Regions from separate parts of the Homo sapiens genome. Here region 1 is linked to region 2. Evidence: read pairs that join two places in POLR2A ChIA-PET (ENCODE). Cell type or tissue: PC-9. All regions are shown on one strand. Each heading gives the region's core, and the rest is flanking DNA. Links, peaks and the distances in the headings are about the cores only.

The links. ChIA-PET counts read pairs that join two places held together with the same protein. Peaks named below come from ENCODE experiments on the same cell type or tissue, not always from the same donor. Only the 100,000 strongest peaks of a DNase experiment are listed, where the experiment ranks them.
Region 1: POLR2A ChIA-PET joins it to region 2 with 8 read pairs; 1 of 35 experiments calls an interaction of 5 or more read pairs at or near these places.

The regions. Positions count from the first base shown.
Region 1 is chr5:95,771,194-95,779,281 of GRCh38, reverse strand. All of the region lies in intron 8 of RHOBTB3 (Rho related BTB domain containing 3), which reads right to left. Among named protein-coding and RNA genes, the nearest start is that of RHOBTB3, 44 kb to the right of the region's middle. In PC-9, for the core only: no CTCF peak of the experiment used is centred there; a DNase peak (open chromatin) is centred at 5,391; H3K27ac peaks cover 1,898 bases.
Region 2 is chr5:95,692,056-95,703,575 of GRCh38, reverse strand. It overlaps a transcript of SPATA9 not described here. Among named protein-coding and RNA genes, the nearest start is that of SPATA9, 15 kb to the right of the region's middle. In PC-9, for the core only: no CTCF peak of the experiment used is centred there; a DNase peak (open chromatin) is centred at 5,105.

The DNA.
Region 1 (8,088 bases), core at 3,081-8,080, 75 kb before region 2:
TACTTTCGTAGAAGACACCACAGCCAGTGTGAGTGACAAAGCTGTCGCATTCCAGGAAGTAACTCTCCAACCAAACCAAGCCACTCAGCCCTGCCCAAGAGTTTACCCACACATCTCTAAAATCTCATACTCATCAGGGATATATAGTCTTCTCTAAAGCATTTACAATTATTGGGTTCTTCATCCCTTTTAAATCCAAGCACAACATCTCCTGTCTCAGGAAAGAAGAAAAGAGTTACATCTAAGCCCAGTGGCTTTTTCCAAAGCCAATAATCACTCAGGATCTATAGGCAACACCTGGCACTGCCAGCTCTGAGCCTACTGCTCGGCACTGCCATTTGCACAGCCACACCTACCTGAGGAGCAGGGAAGTAACTTGGGAAGCCCTCCCACCCAGTCAACACTCACCTCCTGGCAGGCACACTCCCCTCCTCGCCTCACTGGGACAGTGTCCCTCCACCGGGAAGGACCAGTTTCCATAATTAAAGCAAGCTGGCTGTATTTGTATACAGCAGTTAATAAAGAATACAAACAGGTCATGCCATTTGACTTGTAATTGTAAGGTTTTAAAATGTTAAAGATAAATAGGGCACTATATTTTTAAAAATTAGAAGCATGACTTAAATAAACTGGATGATCTATCACTTGGGTTAAGCACAGGGATTTAAGATCTACCAAAAAATACCAAGTAGATAGTTGATGGGGGTAGAATTTGATAAGTAACCTTGAAATTTTAACAGAAATTGTTGATAATGTGGTTATAACAGAGTTGCAAAACCCAGCAACAAAACACTCAGTACAGTTAGCTCTCCGAATCCATGGGTTCCACATCCACAGATCGAACCAACAGAGAGTGGAAAATATTCAGAAAAAAAAAAAAACCCTGCAACTGTATTGAACATATACAAAGTTTTTAAAAAATTGTCATTATTCCCTAAACAATACAGTATAACAACTATTTATATAACATTTACATTGTATTAGGTATTGTAAGTAATCTAGAGATGATTTTCAGTATGCAGGAGGATACTCATAGGTTACATGCAAATACTAAGCCATTTAATATCACGAACTTGAGCGTAGCGGATCTGGGTATCTGCAGGAGGTCCTTGGAACCAATCTCCTATGGACATTAAGGAACAACTGTACTTTTTTTTTTTTTTGAGATAGAGTCTTGCTTTGTCGTCCAGGCTGGAGTACGGTAGCACAGTCTCACTCACCACAACCTCCGCCTCCCAGGTTCAAATGATTCTCGTGCCTCAGCCTCCCGAGTAGCTGAGATTAGAGGCATGCGCTACCATGCCTGGCTAACTTTTTTGGTATTTTTACTAGGGACAGGGTTTTGCTGTGTTGGCCAGGCTGGTCTTGAACTCCTGGCTTCACGTGATGCTCCCACCTCAGCCTCTCAAAGTGCCGGCATTACAGGCGTGAGCCACTGCACCCAGCCAACTGTACCTTAAAGCATTTTTAAGCCTATTTCAAGGTTGGAATTTAGTTTGGAAAACCATTACGCTTCCTGTTAAGAAAACATCAACTTCAGTTTTTCACCTCTTTAAACTACTGTTTTGATGTTATAAATTGTTCTGTTGTGAAACTGTAATACAATACCTTAGTATGGTTAGATCTTTCAACACTGTATATAAAAATATGCTGAAGGAACATAATGCGGTTTATGGTTTACGTACTAACTGGCAATAGGATACAGGTAAAGAAATTACTTAAGGAAATGGAAGATAGCATTTTCTAGTTAAAAGATAATCATGTTCCTTGAAACTGTCAAGGCCAAACTATCTTTTCTTTGTAGTATTCATTTGATGTTACAATTTTAAGAATTTTTTTCTAAGGAAAAGAACTACAAGAGTGAAACAAAAATGAAAAGCCCAAGTTTTCTAGTCACTTTACATAGATTATCAAGAATCTTTGACTGTTTACTAAAATAAAATACATTTGTCACACTTTCTTCATACTATTTTCCAGGTTTCAAAAGTGAAATTTTTAGAACTGTTTTTGGTTTCATTCCTAAAAAAGGATACCTACCTAGCTCAAGAGAGATCCAAAATATGTACTAGCTAAGTAAACCAGAAGGGAATGTAATTTTCTAAAGAACTCTTCATGTGACAGACTCATATCAAAAGGACATCCGTACCTCTCTAAATATTTACCAAGACTGACTTTAGAACTGCTATAGTAATTTTTTTTTACACGCCAAAACAACAAATTGGGAGTGGTAGAGAAAATATATATATTTGAGGATCACCTATTACAGGGGATGGTATCCCATTTTCTATCCTAGGCTAATTCCAGCCAGTTTTGGGGGAAGGCCTGGGACACTTTAAAGGAAAGATTGACTGCGAACGTGGGTTCAGCAGGAAAAAGTACAGCGATCCACCAGTACTAGCTGCCACTGCAGGTGAAGAGGAGTGGAGTCTGCAGGTGAAGCCTCTGCTAGTCCTTTGTATGCACTATCTCAACCCCCGTGACCACATCACAAAGTCGGAATTAGTATCCCTATTTTATAGGCAAAAAACCAAAAGAACCAGAAATGTAAAGTAACATAGCCAAACCTACATAGTAAGTATGCATCCAAGCAAAGATCTTAACCAGGCCTTTCTGACCCATGGCACTACCACCTCATCAAGGTGCCTCAGTATATCAGTTCTGGTCTAAATTGTTCCATAGATTCCATTCTCATTTAGTTTTCCTTAAACCGCTCATGAGGTTAATATTCACGCTCAAAACTGGAGTAAAGAAGCCAAAGACTTATTACATGTCACTTCAAATTTATTATTATTGCGTGAAATAATTACAAAATATAATTATAAAATAAATTACATTTTTTAAATTTATTTTTTTATTTTTTATTTTTATTTTTCTTTGAGACAGAGTCTCACTCTGTCTTCCGGCTAGAGTAAAGTGGTATGATCTTAGCTCACAGCTTCCTCTGCTTCCTGGGTTCAAGTGATTCTTGTGCCTCAGCCTTCCGAGTAGCTGGGATTATAGGCGTCTGCCACCTTGCCTGGCTGATTTTTGTATTTTTAATAGGGATGGGGTTTCACCATGTTGGCCAGGCTGGTCTGGAACTCCCGACCTCAGGTGATCCACCCAACTTGGCCTCCAAAAGTGCTGGGATTACAGCCATGAGTCACCATGCCCAGCCAAAACATTACATTTAGATAGATAATCATCTAATTTTTAAATTATTATTCCAATTACTTCCCATAAATTTGTATTGATAATATCAAAGTTACATTCCAATGTGAATTATTTCACAACTATGAATCTTTTGAAGTGTGTATTTTGCATCATAAATATTTTAAGTGTATAGAAAAAAATTGTAAGTTTATCTTAAGACTTCACTGTAACTTAAAAAAAGTTTATAATTAAGATTTGAGACTGATTACTGATCCTTACTTTGAGGGTCTGTCTTAAGTTTGACATAAATTTAAAATATAAAAATATTTTCCTTCCCAATTTTTTTTTTGGTTTGGTGTAAAACATTTAAATTACACATCAATGACAAGGTGAGAAGTACTTTCACACTTCCAATTGCTATTCCCATTTACAGCCCCCAAAATTAGACATTCATTTTTCAGAGTGACATTAAAATTTAGCTGTCTGTTAATAATTTAGCTACAATTCAAAACCATAGAGCCCAAAGGCTGTCACACTGAGAGGCATTAACATGATCTAAAAAGCAAACCTTCATGCCTGGCACAGGTTGAGTAGCCCTTATCTGAAATGCTTGGGACCAGAAATGTTTCAACATTTCCATTTTTTTTAGATTTTGGAATATTTGAGAGAAAGAGAGAGATATGTATATACATATATTATTAAGAATGTTTAATAGTATATATATGTGTATATATATATATATACACATATATATATACACACACATTCTTAATAGTTTAGGATCTCTAATCTCCTTAATAGTTTAGCAACTCTAATCCAAAAATCCAAAATCCAAAATGCTCCAATAAGCATTTTCTTTGAGCACCACATCAGCACTCAAAAAATCGTGGATTTTAGGGCATTTTGGATTTTGGGTTTTTAGATTAAGGGTACTTAACCTTTATAAGTTTTCAGATAATGACAAGAATGTAAAATAGGATACATGAGAGAATGCAATTTGACTTTAAATAGAGCCACAGTTATGATTGTGCCATTCTGAAATCAATCTAATTTTTCTAGGTGCACTAACCAGGTGTTTTAAGCACTCTCACACTCGCCTTTGAGTTAAAGTGCAAATCTCTGCTCTACCATCATGTGGCAAGTAGGGCTGTGAATACCAATACCAAAATACAACACTGTTTCAAGACTTGAGATTTACATATATAATCTCTAGCAGAGTTGCTGCCAGAGTCAATGCTATCATATATATATATATGTAATACAAATGTCTCAATACTAAAAGATTCAATGGATCAGAAGAGATTTGGATTTTGATTTTCACAGTCTGAACTTCTTGATTCTAGACTAGAACATTAAAAACATACAGTTGTATCAAATTTGCAAGAAAAATTAAGATATAAGCATACTTAATGCTGACAAGGATTTGTTTGTATGAAAACAAGCACTTTCATACACTGCCAATGGGAATGTAAATTAGTACAATGTTTCTGGACATATACAATTTCATAGCATTTATGATGTCTTACAGATGTTCCTATTCTTTGACAAGGAATCTATTCCAAGGACATAATGCTAATTTCAGAGTGAGATATTTACATTAAATCTTCAATGCAGCTGTTATTTCTAATAATGAAAATAAAGGAGATACCTAAATTTACACCTACAGTAAGAAAATAGGATATAGCCATATAATGACATTAAAAATGTTAACAAGGGGATTCTAATCCAGTGTAAAGTGCTTAAGACATAAGTTTAAAAATAAAAGACACACAATTGAGTAGACAGTATCTATTTTCCCAACCCCTTTTTCTAAGCAGAGGAAAACTGACTTGAGGGAAATTATGCCAAAATCAAACTGTGATTGTTATTAGGGCATAGGATTATGGGTGATTTTTATTTTTTATTTTTTGCATCTTTATATATTATCTGACTGTCCTACAATGAGCACTTACAACATTTTTCTAATCATCATGCCCATTTCATTTTCTAAAAAAAATGTTCATAATATGGAATATATCTTTCCTGACCTTTTTAATTCACTTATGAACAAAACAGACATTTTCTATAAGTGTGATCATTCTGTGCACACTTGGTTAAAACAATTGTATATGACTTTCATAATCAGAAAAAATTAAAGTTTCTTCATGAAATTCAACTATTTGCTATTCAAGGAGATGAAGTAGATTGGTGATTTGCTGAGTCATCTGCTTATTTCCTCACTCAGAATGCCTCTGGTTTTTCTACTTCTCCCTATACATTTTGGAAGAATTCCAAAGGTACATCAGAGAAATGGCCCTGGTAAGCTGAGCCTGCTTCCAGAGTGACCACAGTGAGGCAAATTCAAACACGCTCCATTTCATTCAGTGGGCTGGTGGTCACATATTTTAGCCATGAAAGGAACAAGAATTCACTCAACTTCTAACTCAAAATTTCTTCTTAGTTTTCTCACTGCTACCCTGCAAGTAGTGCAAGAAGAATCAAAGAGGGATGGCTATTAGTTACATAACTCTTAACACTAAAAAGAACCTCTTGTTATCTGTGTGGTTCGTCACCCTCTTCACTTCACAAATGAGACTTGAAGACAAGAAATGTCAGGTGACTTGCCCACAGACACACTGGTCAAGACGCAAAGCCAAGGCTGGAACTGGGGCCCATCCTGAGGAAATGACACTGCTGCTGCTGCCTACAGCTCCCCTCCCCAACTCTCAGGAGCTGGTGTGCCTTGCCTATAGCTGGCCTTAGAGAAGCTGCTCCCAGATCCTGCCTCCACCATTCCTGCTGTTCCTTGCTTCTGACTCCTAAGAAGACTTGGTTTTAGAGCTAGGGAAGCAATGAAGAGCACCACAGCAGTTGCTGCACATCATCAGCACAGACATCCAGCCAGCCCTTCCTGACCCCAGCCCTGCATAAAGGGTGAAAGGGGAGCAGGTGCCTACAGTAGGTAGAATCATGGAAGAAAAGCACGCCATTAGGAGGAGCAAGGATTCACCACATCACTGCTTATCTCTCTTTTTTAATATGACATATATTTTCATGTGCTACATATTCCCTTCGAAAATCTTTTCAGTGAGTTATGCTAACATAATGTTTGATACCAATGCCTCCTATGCAAATTATAAGCAAATTTGGTAGCTATTTTATAACACAGCAAAAGAGAAAAGGTGGGGATGGGAGACAACCCCTAATTCATTAATGTATGATGGGGCCAGGCATTCATATTCAATTTACTTGAAAAAGATTGCTCTCAAACTATGCTGCAAAATGAACATCGCTGGCAAAGAGATGGACCCTCTTTCATTTCACAAGTTTATTACAAGGCAAAGTCTTCTTCAAGCACATTTATGCTTCAGTGGTGGATTCCCAAGTTTAGGATGATTAATCTTACTACCAATAGCCATTTATTAAAGGCAAGTCACAGTTCTAGGGACTGTAGGAGACACAGCAATGTAACAACATAGATCCTTTATTAGTGGAAATTTTAAGTTTCCTCCTGCGACCAGGAATTATGCCTTCCTTCTCACAGTTAAACTTCTAAAGCACACACACAAAGAATGAGATTAGTCATTTAGAGAATAACCCAAAATTCCAGAGTCTTAGGGGATGACTGAGGGGTTTGGGAACATCCGAAACTCCAATCAAGAGGACCTAGGTTAAAAAAAAAGAGCAGACAAAGGTCTAAAACATACTCATGACCTAGGAAGTAAATACCTAATCGAGTATGCTGTACCTAATTTGTATCAAATACTGTGCAAATGTTAAGAGACTGGTCAGCCCTGGCCATGGAACCAGTAGCTAGAACATCCAGGAAGATCAGAGATGCTTGGTCTGGTTAATACAACACTATGTTATAGGACGGAAGACATCTACCAGAACTCACCAGGCCCTGGATCAAACACCACTAGACACTACTCTCATATGTTCACCATATAACCTTCAGATTACCAATTCTTTTTCTGGTTATGAAAAGCAGTGCCCTAGGTTGTTATAATGGTCACTGGAATGGTTTGCCCCCACCTTATCTCCATCTTGCAGAGTCTGCTCAGTGTGAGTCCAATCAACCCTAAATCACAGGTGACCCCAGTGCCAGGAAGTCATCTGGAAGACAGCATTCAGCCATCTCCAGCGGCATCATTCTCCTTCTTTCAGAATGCAGAAACTGATTCGATCTCCATAAACTAGACTTTTTTTTTAAAAGCTAATTTTAGAAAGGTGGAAATATTTTTTAATTTACCAATCATATTTCTTCTTAACAATGGATGTAGTCTTTTCTGTTGAAATGAGAAGCTTCTTAGATGATTGTACAAAATTATCTATTCCTGTGTTTCTCTGGTATGGATAGAGCGTACCAAACACTTTTAGTAAATGTCTTCATCAACAGACAGTTTTCTCCTAGAAGCTAATGAGAGAATTCTGTAATCACCAGGAGCTTTATCCCTGACTAGGCGTGTCCTACCTATAATGAGTAATTTATGAAAGTTGTCTTTAGATAGACACTTTGGATCTTTATTTAGGCAACAAATAAATCAAGGTGTGATCATATAAGGGGCTTAGAGCCAGTTATAGGTCTCTCTAAAATGACGAAAGCATGATATAAAGTCTGTGTCCTCTTGTTAGCTTTTTTCCCAGTTGTTTTTCTGTATCTCAAGGTCACTCTTGCTGCCCTACTTTCAGCGTCCCAGGCTCACACTGCACACAGGGCTGGCCGTGGCTTGTCGGAAGGTACATTGGAAAGTTTCCATTTCCCTGTCTTGGCAGATGACCAAAGTTAAAAGTAATGTGCATCTTTCTGAGGAAATATTTTTAAAAGTAAATGACTATTGTTCGCTGCTACACAATTCTACTATTAAATTAGATTATATCTTCCTTTTAGTAATTGCCCATCTAAAGTTCTACTCAGATTTTCACTGGAAAACAGCTCCTTCGATCTTTCTTGCCTAACTGAAGGTATCTGACAAT
Region 2 (11,520 bases), core at 2,558-7,557:
TGCAGCCTCCACCTCCCAGGTTAAAGCAATTTTCCTGCCTCAGCCTCCCAAGTAGCTGCGACTACTGGCGTGTGGCACCAGGCCCAGCTAATTTCTGTATTTTTAGTGTAGACAAGGTTTCACCATTTTGGCCAGGCTGGTCTCGAACTCATGACCTCAAGGGATCCACCTGTCTCGGCCTCCAAAAGTGCTGGGATTACAGGCATAAACCACTGTGCCTGGCCCTAAATAAACCATTTTTTAAACAATGTAGCATGGAGTCAATAAATACTTTTTCATTCTATCCCTAATACATAGCACAGCATGGTAGACATTCAGAAAGTATCTGTTAAAGAAACAGAGAAATACTTTGTGATCATCTGTATAAGTTCTTTGCCATTTTCCCTAATTTCAAATGTTTTTGTACTCATTTATAAATTCCATATGAAGTGAGGATTTTAGCCCTTTGCTAAATATGTTCCAAATACTGTTTTCCCCTGCTTATACTTAAACTTTCCTTTACCAAAAGAACAGAAAATAATACTCAAACATATAGTTAGACTTAGTCAAATGAAAAATACTTCAGATTTAATGCAAATGGTACTTTATAGGAAATTTTAAAGAAATAAATGAAGTCAATGCAAACTATAGGAGTGAAGTGCTGCATGTTCCGCAGTAGAGTTTTTGCTCTCTTTCTTTTTTATTTTTGTTTTTTTGAAGCAGAGTCTTGCTCTATCACCCAGGCTGCAATGTAGTGGTGCAATCATTGCTCAGTGCAGCTTCAAACTCATGGGCTCAAGCAAACCTCCTTCCTAAACTTCCAGAGTAACTAGGACTATAGGTGTGTGCCACCATGCCCAGTTGATTTATAAAACTTTTTTTTTGTAGGGATGGGGTATTGCTATGTTGCCCAGGCTTGTCTGGAACTTCTGGTCTCTAGTGGTGGTCCTGCATTGGCCTCTGAAAGTGCTGGGATTACAGGTGTGAGCCACTGTGCCTGGCCTCTGACTATTTAAATAAAGATACAGGAATGACTCTTAGATGGTAATGTAGAATATATCTAAGAGCAGCAAATTTTTGAGTTAGACAAATTGGTTCTTATTTTATTTCTGCCCCTGGGCAGCTGAGTGGTAGAGTAAAGTCGCTTGATGCCTCTGAGCTTCTGTAAACTGGGGACACTCAGGCCTCTCTCCCAGAGTTGTGCCTGGAAGTGCTCTGCAAATGGTCTCTATGTGAATTCTATCCCTTGATGGATATTTCCAAATCAGATACGTATTTTTAAATATGAGGACAAACTACTTTTTGAGCCCCAGGATGTGCTGTGGTTCTCTACCAAAAATTTGAAGATAACATGAAAAATTGTGTGTGTGTGTGTGTGTGTTTTGGTTTTGCCATAATTTTTTTTTAACACCTGGGCTTTATGGTGTCATGTTTTACTCCTCTTAGTGAGAAGGCTTTTTGGTTTCTTCCCCTACTGACTCTGTTGACTGAAAGCAAGTACTATGTGCTCTTAAGTTTCCTCTTGAGAGAATTTTGGTATCATGAAATGGAAGTACTAGTACAGTTTAAAATGGAAAAGGCTACTGAACAATCCTTTAAGGATTTAAATATACTCCATTAACTTTTGTTCAGTAAAAGAATATCATCAAATTATGTAATCCGCTATTGTTGTTACTGTTTTTTTCTAGAACATTACTGAATTAGAAATGTAGCTTTATGATTGCTGTGTATTGCCATCAATCTGTAAAACATATGAAGTCTGTCAAGCTCTCAAATGTAACTGTTGTACAAAGTCTACATCTCATGGCAACTTTCACAAAGTGGTGTTTTCTCAGCATGCAAATATTTGTTCTGACACTGATCTTACTTATAGGGATTTTCTAACATTTTGTCTAAGCACAAAAGCTTTCACTATTTTCATGAAATAAATTATAGACCTGTTGGGGGGATCTAGTATATAAATGATTTTCTTGACAACTAGCTTAATATTATTTTCTTCCTAAACTGAGGATGCTTTCTCTTTGTCTAGCCAAGATCAGAATACTACAGATTTGGATTTAAGTGAGTGGGAATGAAGCTCAATACTAATATACTGTATGCTACCAGTATAGATGTTTTAGTTAAAATATTATTAAAACAATATGATAAAAAATATTTTTATTACAAAAAATGGTAGATTTTTTGTTAGAGCAACTATGGATTAGTTTATTTTCTCCTTACCAAAGGTTTACAAAGTCCTCTTGGAGAAGCAGATTCCTGTGGGAACCTGGTTAAATCTCCCAAGCTAGCAGTGTTTTTACTACAATAAGACAGTGATTAATTGTGTCCCACTGGGCACTGTCCTGATAAGGTAAGAGACTGAGCCTGCTTCCAAAGAATTATTGCAGTTGCCACAATTTTCTGCTTTATATCAAGAGGTTAAGTGACCTAGGAATTAGAATTCTAGAATTGTAGAATTTCAGAGTTATAAGGGACTTCAGAAATGATAACTCACATTTTACAGATAAAGTACTGTAAAATACATATGTGTTACTTGTTAATTAACTATTTTAAAAATCTTTGTGGCCTTTGCTATAATGTTTGAACATTAGGGAGTATCAGTAAACTACAAAATTTGTTTTTTCAAATTCTTGTGGTGTGGATTCTTCACCTCATCTAAGTAACTGAAGTGATAAAAAGGAAAATATTTTAAGAAATAAAGATGAAAATTATATGAATCCATATATGTGATAACATGGCTTAGAACTACACTCATACCACACACTAGTACATGTAAAACTGGTGAAATCCGAATCAAGTCAGTGGTTTATAGCAATGTCAAGTTCCTGGTTTTGATATTGTACTATAGTTATATAAGATGTAGTTATTGGGGCCGGGCACAGTGCCTCATGCCTGTAATCCCAGCACTTTGGGAGGCCGAGGTGGGCAGATCGCTGAGGCCAGGAGTTTGAGACCAGCCTGGCCAACATGGCAAAATCCCATCTCTAAAAAAAATTTTTGGCCAGGCGCGGTGGCTCAAGTCTGTAATCCCAGCGCTTTGGGAGGCTGAGGCGGGCATATCACGAGGTCAGGAGATCAAGACCAGCCTGACCGACGTGGTGAAACCCTGTCTCTATGAAAAATATAAAAATTAGCCAGCCATGGTGGCGCGTGCCTGTAATCCCAGCTACTCTGGAGGCTGAGGCAGGAGAATCGCTTGAACCTGGGAGGTGGAGGTTGCAATGAGCTGAGATTGCATCACTGCACTCCAGTCTGGGTGATGGAGTGAGACTCCATCTAAACAAAAAAAAAAATTTTTTTTAAATGTAGTTATTGGGGGAAACTGCATGAAGGGCAAATGGGCACCCACTACTATCTAAAATAAAAATTTTAAAATATAGATAGCTACTATGAAATTGCTTTATTGACATGATTAAATATTATAAACTATAGGTGGTTAGAATTTAATATAAAAATAATTACAACATGAGACACTGCTTTAGCTTTCACCCCTTTGATCATTCCTCATGACTCCCTGTTAATATTTTCATAAGTTTTTTCTTCTTGACGCTCTTCATAGAAAACTAATTAATATCCATGGTTTCAGGGGCTAGCTCTATGTTGGAGTCCCCAGATCTTTCTGTCTGGCCCAGATGTCCCATTCAAACTCCAACTCGTTACTAGATTGCTCTTGCTAGATCTTTGCATGGTGTCTGACACAAAGTAGGCTTTCAAGAAATATTAGATGAATGAATGAATAACTTTTCAAATAACTATAAGATATTTGTACTTGAAACTCTCAGAGTCTTCTAAATTCAAAATATAGCAAAACAAAACCAGTATTTCTTCCCACTATGCTCACCCACCAAACTTGCTCACTCTGGCAATTTCCGTATTTCTCCCATTTCTACTATTTTCCAATCCAACTAAGCCTTTAAAATGTAAGCTGCCTTGGACTCTTCCTTCACTTTTATTTACCATATATGTCTAAGCAGTTATCTCTTATGTCCATTTTCCTCTCAAATATCCTTTATATTTGTCCCTTCTATTTCATTTCTATGGCTACTGTGTTAGCATTTTTTGTTGATATTGCTAAATGTTTCTCATTTTTCTCCCTGTTCTTAGTCTTGATTCCTCTTCAGTCTATTTTGTGCACTAGTTCCTGGTAAATGTTTCCCATTGGCCAGGTCACCACACTAAGAGCATGATCATAATTCTTGATGCTACCTATGGAGTGCTGATTGTATACCAGGCACTGTGATACTTACTGTACATATATTATCTCATTTACTCTTTATGATAGCCCTGTAAAGTAGGCATGATTTATCCCCATTTTATAGATGAGAAAACCGACGGTCCAAGAGATTTACAAATGTGCCACATTATTTAAGTAGCAGAGCCAGGATATGAACTCAGGTTAGCCTGGTTACAATCATTATGAAACACCATTCTCCTAAATATAAATACATTTTGTTCCTTCATTAAAATATACCCAGCAGAACCTCAACCTGGCAAAAATAGAAGCTCAATGAATCGCAGCATTGAAAGCACTTTATTAAATGAGTTGAACTGAGCAGGGTGCATGCTGAAAGCTCCCACTGACCTTCAAGCCTGCGCCTTCCATTTGTTCCAGCTCATAGTGCTCCACTCCCACCCCTTTCAAATCTCAGGGAGATTTTATAGTTATGTTGTTGCATTCAGGTAGTAAATGAATAGTCTTTTTTTTAGTAATTGAGTTGAGTTTGCTGTAATAAATAAATAAATAATGATAATTTTGTTGTTGCTCTCAGGTAATAAGTAGTAGTCTTTTTATTTTTGTAATTGAGTCCAGTTCGATGTAATAAACCAAATGTTAATCTCATTTCATTTAAAACTTCTTCCCATTCCCCGTTGAGTTTTGCTCCAGGCTTGGAAGTCTACAGTGGAAGAGTGAGGGAACTTTGGTCAGCTGCTTTTCCTCTCCTCAGCTCTCCTCCCTCATCGGTTTCTGCTTTTGGCCTCTTCAAAGCTGCAAGAGGGAAGGAGAAAAGGTAAGATAGGAAAAGCTCTTACTTAACTGCATGGTTATGACTGACATTGGTGCCCTTAGGAGTGGCAAATAACCCGAGGTTATTTGTCTCTTGGAAGCCTTCCGGGAACCTTCTACTGCATTTCTGGCCAGATAACAATCTAGTCCCTGAGCGTCTAGGAGTCTGCCTGACACTGCCCCTTCAGATGGAGCCTGCTGTGAGAATTTCAGACTGGCTCCCTTCACAGATGCTTGCATCAAGTCCACAGCTTGCTGTGAACTTAGCCTTCCCTCTCTTTAGTCTAGACCATAACATGCTCATTTCATTCCAGCCCCACTGTCTGCTTATTTTCCTCTCCCACGTTTCCTCCTCTCTGCCAATCTCAATGTAATTCCCATCTGATCGCAGTGCACACCTTTTTCCATGAAGCAATGCCTTATTTATTCCTTCCCACAGTGATTTTCCCAAATGAAAGTCCCAAGCACTCTATTATGTACCAAAAGAAAAAAGAAGAAATCAGTTTTACTTAAGAAGCTTGAGTACATATGTTAAATATTGACCCCAGGGTACACATCATTTTTAACATTCCATGTAATTAAATATGAAGTAGTAGGCATAGGCACTTCTGCTGCTTACTGAAACACATGATTGCCTCAAGGAAATGTACTTGTGTAATTGAGCTGTGAGCTGCTTTTTTTTTTTTCATGGAATGTCATTTTCATGGAATGTCATTTCATGGAATGTCATTTTCACTTGAAAGAATGACTGACAAAAACACCCAACTATGGTTATAGGGAGCTGGGTATTTGGCAGGTATTTTCTCGAATGTAAAAGAAGCGAGTCTGTCATTTCAAGGAAAACAATTGACAGTGTTTATTGCCAATGATAAATGTGAGCTTTAAAGCAAAAATTAGAACTCGGGAAAACTTGCATCCACAATGATGAGCTTGACAATTTGTGGTGGTTTTGTAGCTGTGGCTACACATTCTTCAATACAGCGCCCTACAAGAGACGGAGGTTACCTTCCCTCCCCTTGATTGTGGAGTTGATTGTCTCTAGTGATGAGCTATCATACTGAGATTAGTTATAAAATGACTGTGGCTCCCATCTTGAGCAGACTATCTTGTTCTCTCTCTGTCTCTCTCTCTCTGTGTGTCTCTCCTTGCCACCCCTGTTTCTTTTGAACTGCTCACCATGGGACAATCCGCCAGGTTGTGAGGTGGCCCTGAGAGAGGGAAGCCAGCTGAGGACATACTGAAGCAGTCTATGGAGAGGCCACATGGTAAGGAACTGAGGGTTCCCAGCAACCACGGGAGTGAACTTGGGAGTAGATCTTCTGAAGCAGCCAAAAGGCACACGAGTGAGCTTGGAATTGGACCATCTCTCAGTTGAGTCCTAAGAAGACCATAGCCCAGCCAACAGTTTGACTGCAACCTCTTGAATGATTTCAAGCCAGAACCACCTAGCTAAGCCACTCTTAAATTCCTTACCCAAAGAAACTGTGAGATAACAAAAGTTTATTGTTTTAAGTTGCTGAGTTGGGGTAATTTGCTATGCAAAGATATTGAGAGAACCAATATTATTCAAATAATCAATGCATGATGTTATAAAATTATGCATTAGTAAATGAGCCAAAGTGGAGGATAGATTTATAAATTTTAATGTAACAGAACATAAAAAGTTCACTGATATGGTATTTAGGTTGCACCTAATCTTTAAGAAATTACCGTTTTGTTTTGTTTTGTTTCACTTGGAGACAGGGTCTTGCTCTGTCCCCTGGCTTGGAGTGCAGTGGTGCAATCCTAGCTCTTAGTTCACTGCAACTTTGGACTCCTAGACTCAGTGCTGCTCCCATCTCAGCCACCTGCACACCAGATTAATTCTTTTAATTTGTTGTAAAGACTGGGTCTTGCTATGTTGCTCAGGGTGGTCTCGAACTCCTGACCCCAAGCAGTCCTCTTGCCTCGAGCTCCCAAAGTGCTGGGATTAGAGGCATGAGCCACCGTGCCAAGGCATCATTTGTTGAGTGCTGCTGTAGGATCAAAGAGTAATGCCCACTGTTATCTGGAAAAACTATTACAATACTCCTTTCTTTTACAATTACATATCTGTGTGAAGCAGGATTTTCTTTATGTATTTCACCCAAAACAATGTACTTCAACAGCTTAAATTCAGAAGCAGATATAGAAAACAAATGTTTTCTATGGTACTAGACATTGAAGAGATTTGCAAAAATGCAAACAGTACCACTCAGCTTACTACATTTTTTATTTTAGAAAATAGTTATTTTTCATAGAAAATGTTATTGTTAGTTTTAAATGAATTGTATTAGTTTTATTTTACTATGTAAAAATTACCACAAGATTTAGCAGCTTAAAACAGTTGATATTTATTATCTTATTGTTTCTGTGGGTCAGGAGTCCAGGTGCAGCTTAGTTGGGTATCTCTGGCTCAGGGTCTCTCACAAAGCTATAATTAAGTGTCAGTGGGGTGACAGTCATCTTAAGGCTTCACTGGGTGAGGATCTGTTTTTAAGCTCACTATATGGCTATTGACAGGACCCAGGTCTTCATTGCTGTTGGCCAGAGACATTGGTTCCTTGCCACATGGATCTTTCCATAGGACAGCTCTCAACATGGTAGCTGGTTTTCCTTAGAGAGAGATGGGGATTCAGAGAGAGAAAGAGCGAGCAAGACAGAAGCCACAGCCTTTTTGTAACCTAATATCTGAAGTAACATTCCATCATTTCTGCTGTATTCAAGGGAATTAATAAGTCCAGGCCACACTCAAGGGAAGTGGATTACACCAGGGCATGAAGACCAGGAGGCAGGGATCACTGGGCTATCTAAGAAGCTGCATATCATATGATTTAACAAATATTTCATATATTTCTCAGTGTTTGTTTCTAATAAGATAATTATAAATAGATATAACTCACATAAACAGAAGCTATTAGGGAGTTCTCAACAATATATAAGAGTGTAAATGTGTTTGTTTGTTTGTTTGTTTTTGAGTCAGGGTCTCACTCTATCGCCCAGGCTGGAGTGCAGTGGCGCAATCTCAGCTCACTGCAACCTCCACCTCCTGGGTCCAAGCGATTCTCCTGCCTCAACCTCCCAAGTAGCTGGGAGTGCAGGTGCGTGCCACCACGCCCAGCTAACTTTTGTATTTGTAGTAGAGATAGGGGTTCACCATGTTGGCCAGGCTGGTCTCAAACTCCCGACCTCAAGTGATCTGCCTGCCTCAGCCTCCCAAAGTGCTGGGATTACAGGCGTGAGCCACTGAGCCTGGCCAAACGTGTTTTTAAGACTAAAAAGTTTGAGAACTACTGCTCTAGAAATACAAATATTGACTTGACATGGTAAAGCTGCAGGACATTATTCAGGAGTTGATAATATGTGCCTTACTTTTATTATTATTCATAACCATAAACTCTTACCTACAAAATAGTATTTATAATAGCACTATGAGATACAGAAATTCATATTGAAATATAGTAGCCTTTGTCACATGCATGTATACAGTAGATGTGGTATAAAGACTTCATACTGTATGTACTGTATATTTTTTAACATCTGGAAACACATCACTTAAATTTTTTTAAATGATGCCTATTCCATATATTAAATACTTAGATTAGTAGCTTTCAATAATTAGTGATTTTATTATATTATGATTTTGTTGGATTGGTGTGTTATGTAGCTTCCTCTGGTGCCATCGCTGGACTAAATCTAGAGTTGTCTTGGACAAATAAGAATTATCCTGCCCTCCCTGGTAGAAAGGGGAGGGCAGAGAGCTGTTCTTGTGTCTGTTTCTTTTTAATTGACTTCAGTTCAAAATAATTCTTATGTCAAAGTGGCATATTTTGAAGTGGCATATTCTTCAATCCTTCACATGTAAGAATTATTTTTGTACAAAGTAATTGAGAAATCTCTAAGATGATTGGTTCATATTGGCTGAAAATAAATTTGGTTTCATGGAAAATTTAAATAAATTCACACATAGTGAATTATGTCATGTCTGGGCTCCCTCCTGAAGAGGTATCATCATCAACTTGCTGGCAATGTTGGGTTTAAAAGAAAGGGTGGGATGCATCCTTTAGCATTTTTATTTTTAGCACTGTTGAATGAACATGATACTTTTCTTTTTTATAGTTATGTAGATTTACATAAAATGACCAGTTTTCTTTTTCCTTATGTTTCAACATTGTTGGTTTGACCAAGGAAATTTGCTTAAGTAGCTAGGTAATTAAGTAATATACTCTATGACCATAGCTGAAGGGATTAAAATACAAAATCTGTACTTTTAAGTCATGCTCTGCAGAGGTTACCATCTAAGTAGATAAATCTAAGACTTCTAACTAAAGATCATAACAATATATGAAGCTTATATGTACTTACATATATATACTTAAAATGTATGTAATACTTATTTATTTGCCTTTTTTTTGAGACTAGGTCTTGCTCTCTTTCCCAGGCTGGAGTGTAGTGGTGTGAGCATGGGTCACTGCAGCCTTGACCTCCTGGGCTCAAGTGTTCCTCCCACCTCAGCCTCCAGAGTAGCTAGGACTACAGGTGTGTGACGCTATACCAGGCTACTTTTTTATGTTTTGAAGAGATGGGGTCTCGCTGTGTTACCCAGGCTGGTCTCAGAATCCTGGGCTCAAGCAATCCTCCTGCCTTGGCCTCCCAAAGTTCTGGAATTTACAGGTGTGAACCACCTGGTCTGGACTTTGCTTTTCTTGAAATGCTTCAATTATAGTTTGCCTATTTCCAACATGGAAGATTCTATCAGGAGATACTCAGCTAGACAGTGATGACTACAGATTGTTAAGATCCAAAAAAGAGAAAGATGTCAATTTAAAATATATTTATAACAAAAAATTTTCTAAGGCGAAAATAAGACCTATTTTTTAATCAGGGGAATATTTAATATTATATATAGTTAACTTTTTCAAGTGTTGCAGAATGCAGGTATCAAACATTCATCTCAAAATGTGAGCAAGTTACTAATGAAAGAAATGGTTTTTCAAGGTTTTCTTTGTAGTTTTACAACATATGTGTGTACTTCTAACATATTGTTTAGTTTTAAATGTTTTTGAGCTTCATATAAATAAAATCTTGTGCCTTTTTTCTGTACCTTGCTTTTTCTCATTCAAAATTATTACATCCCTGAAATTTATTCATTATGTTGCATATAATTATAATTCATTCATTTTTATTGCTGTACAGCAGCTATTATGGATATATTATGCTTTATTTATTAATTCTACAGTTGATGAATATTTGGGTTGCTTACAATTTCTTAATATTTCAATTGTAGCAGTGAACATTCTCATATCTAGGTCTCCTGGTGCTGGTGGGGATATTTCTAGGTTTGGAAGCAGTGATCACAGCTATGGGAATCTTCAGTTGTACTTGATGATACTAATTGTTTTTTAAAGTAAGCATGCCAGTTTACATTCTCGCTATCAGTGCGTGAGCATTCCTGAGCTCTACATTGTTGCTAGCCCTTGATATAATACAAAAACAATGAAGAAAATGAAGAATGCAAGGAAAACTTGATGAAAATACAATTTGTGGAAGACTTTAACATTTCTTTTTCAGTAATATATTTAACAGGCAAAAATTAGTGGGCTATAAAAGAATTGAATAATACAGTCAATAAATTCAATGTATCGTATTCTTGCATTATTTGACTAGAGTAATATGTCTCCTTTGTATGATTTAGAACATTTGTGAAAAAAATTGGTATGTAGTTGGCTACAAAGAAAACCTTGAAATCAGAAAAAGTGGAGATTTTATAGACCATATTCTCTGATCTAAAAGTCAATCAAGTAGAAAGAAATAATAATATAATATTAAACCTTAATTACTGGGAAGTTATAAAATGTAATTAAGATAGTCCTTGGAGCAAAAAGAAATCAAAGGAAGCATTGAAAAGAACTCTTCTTTCAAAAATAAATGGGATATAGTGAAAGGCATATTTAGAGTACTTTCATTATTAAAGAAGAAAAACTAAAAGTAAGGAAACTTTGTACTTAACCTTAAATTCTTCCTGAGCATAGATTAAAGAAAAAGGAAAAAATATACAAGATTAGAAATAATATAGATCCAGAAGACTAAAAATTAAATGCAGTTCTGTGGCAACATATTTGAAATTTTTGCATGAGTATTTCTTAGTAAGACATAAATCACCAAAACCGGTCCCCAAATAAGAAAATTTTAATGTACAAATTGCCACATGTGAAAATTTGAAACTTGGTGATACTAGCTTCTAAAAAGATATCAGGACCAAATATTTCTACAGCTGAGTTCTAACTAGCTTTTTAAAAAAATATGTAAATTATGCCTCGTTTTTAAGAAAGAAAAAGAAATTTGAAATATTCTGATGTTATTATTTCAGGCACCACTGAAAGATGCAAACCTTTTCAATTCATATTCACAAAAATTTAATACCAATCTGTTAAGTACAAAAAAAAGCCATAGACCAATCTCACTTATGAATATAGTGGCAAAAATTATAAATGAAATCTAGCAAGATATCAAATACA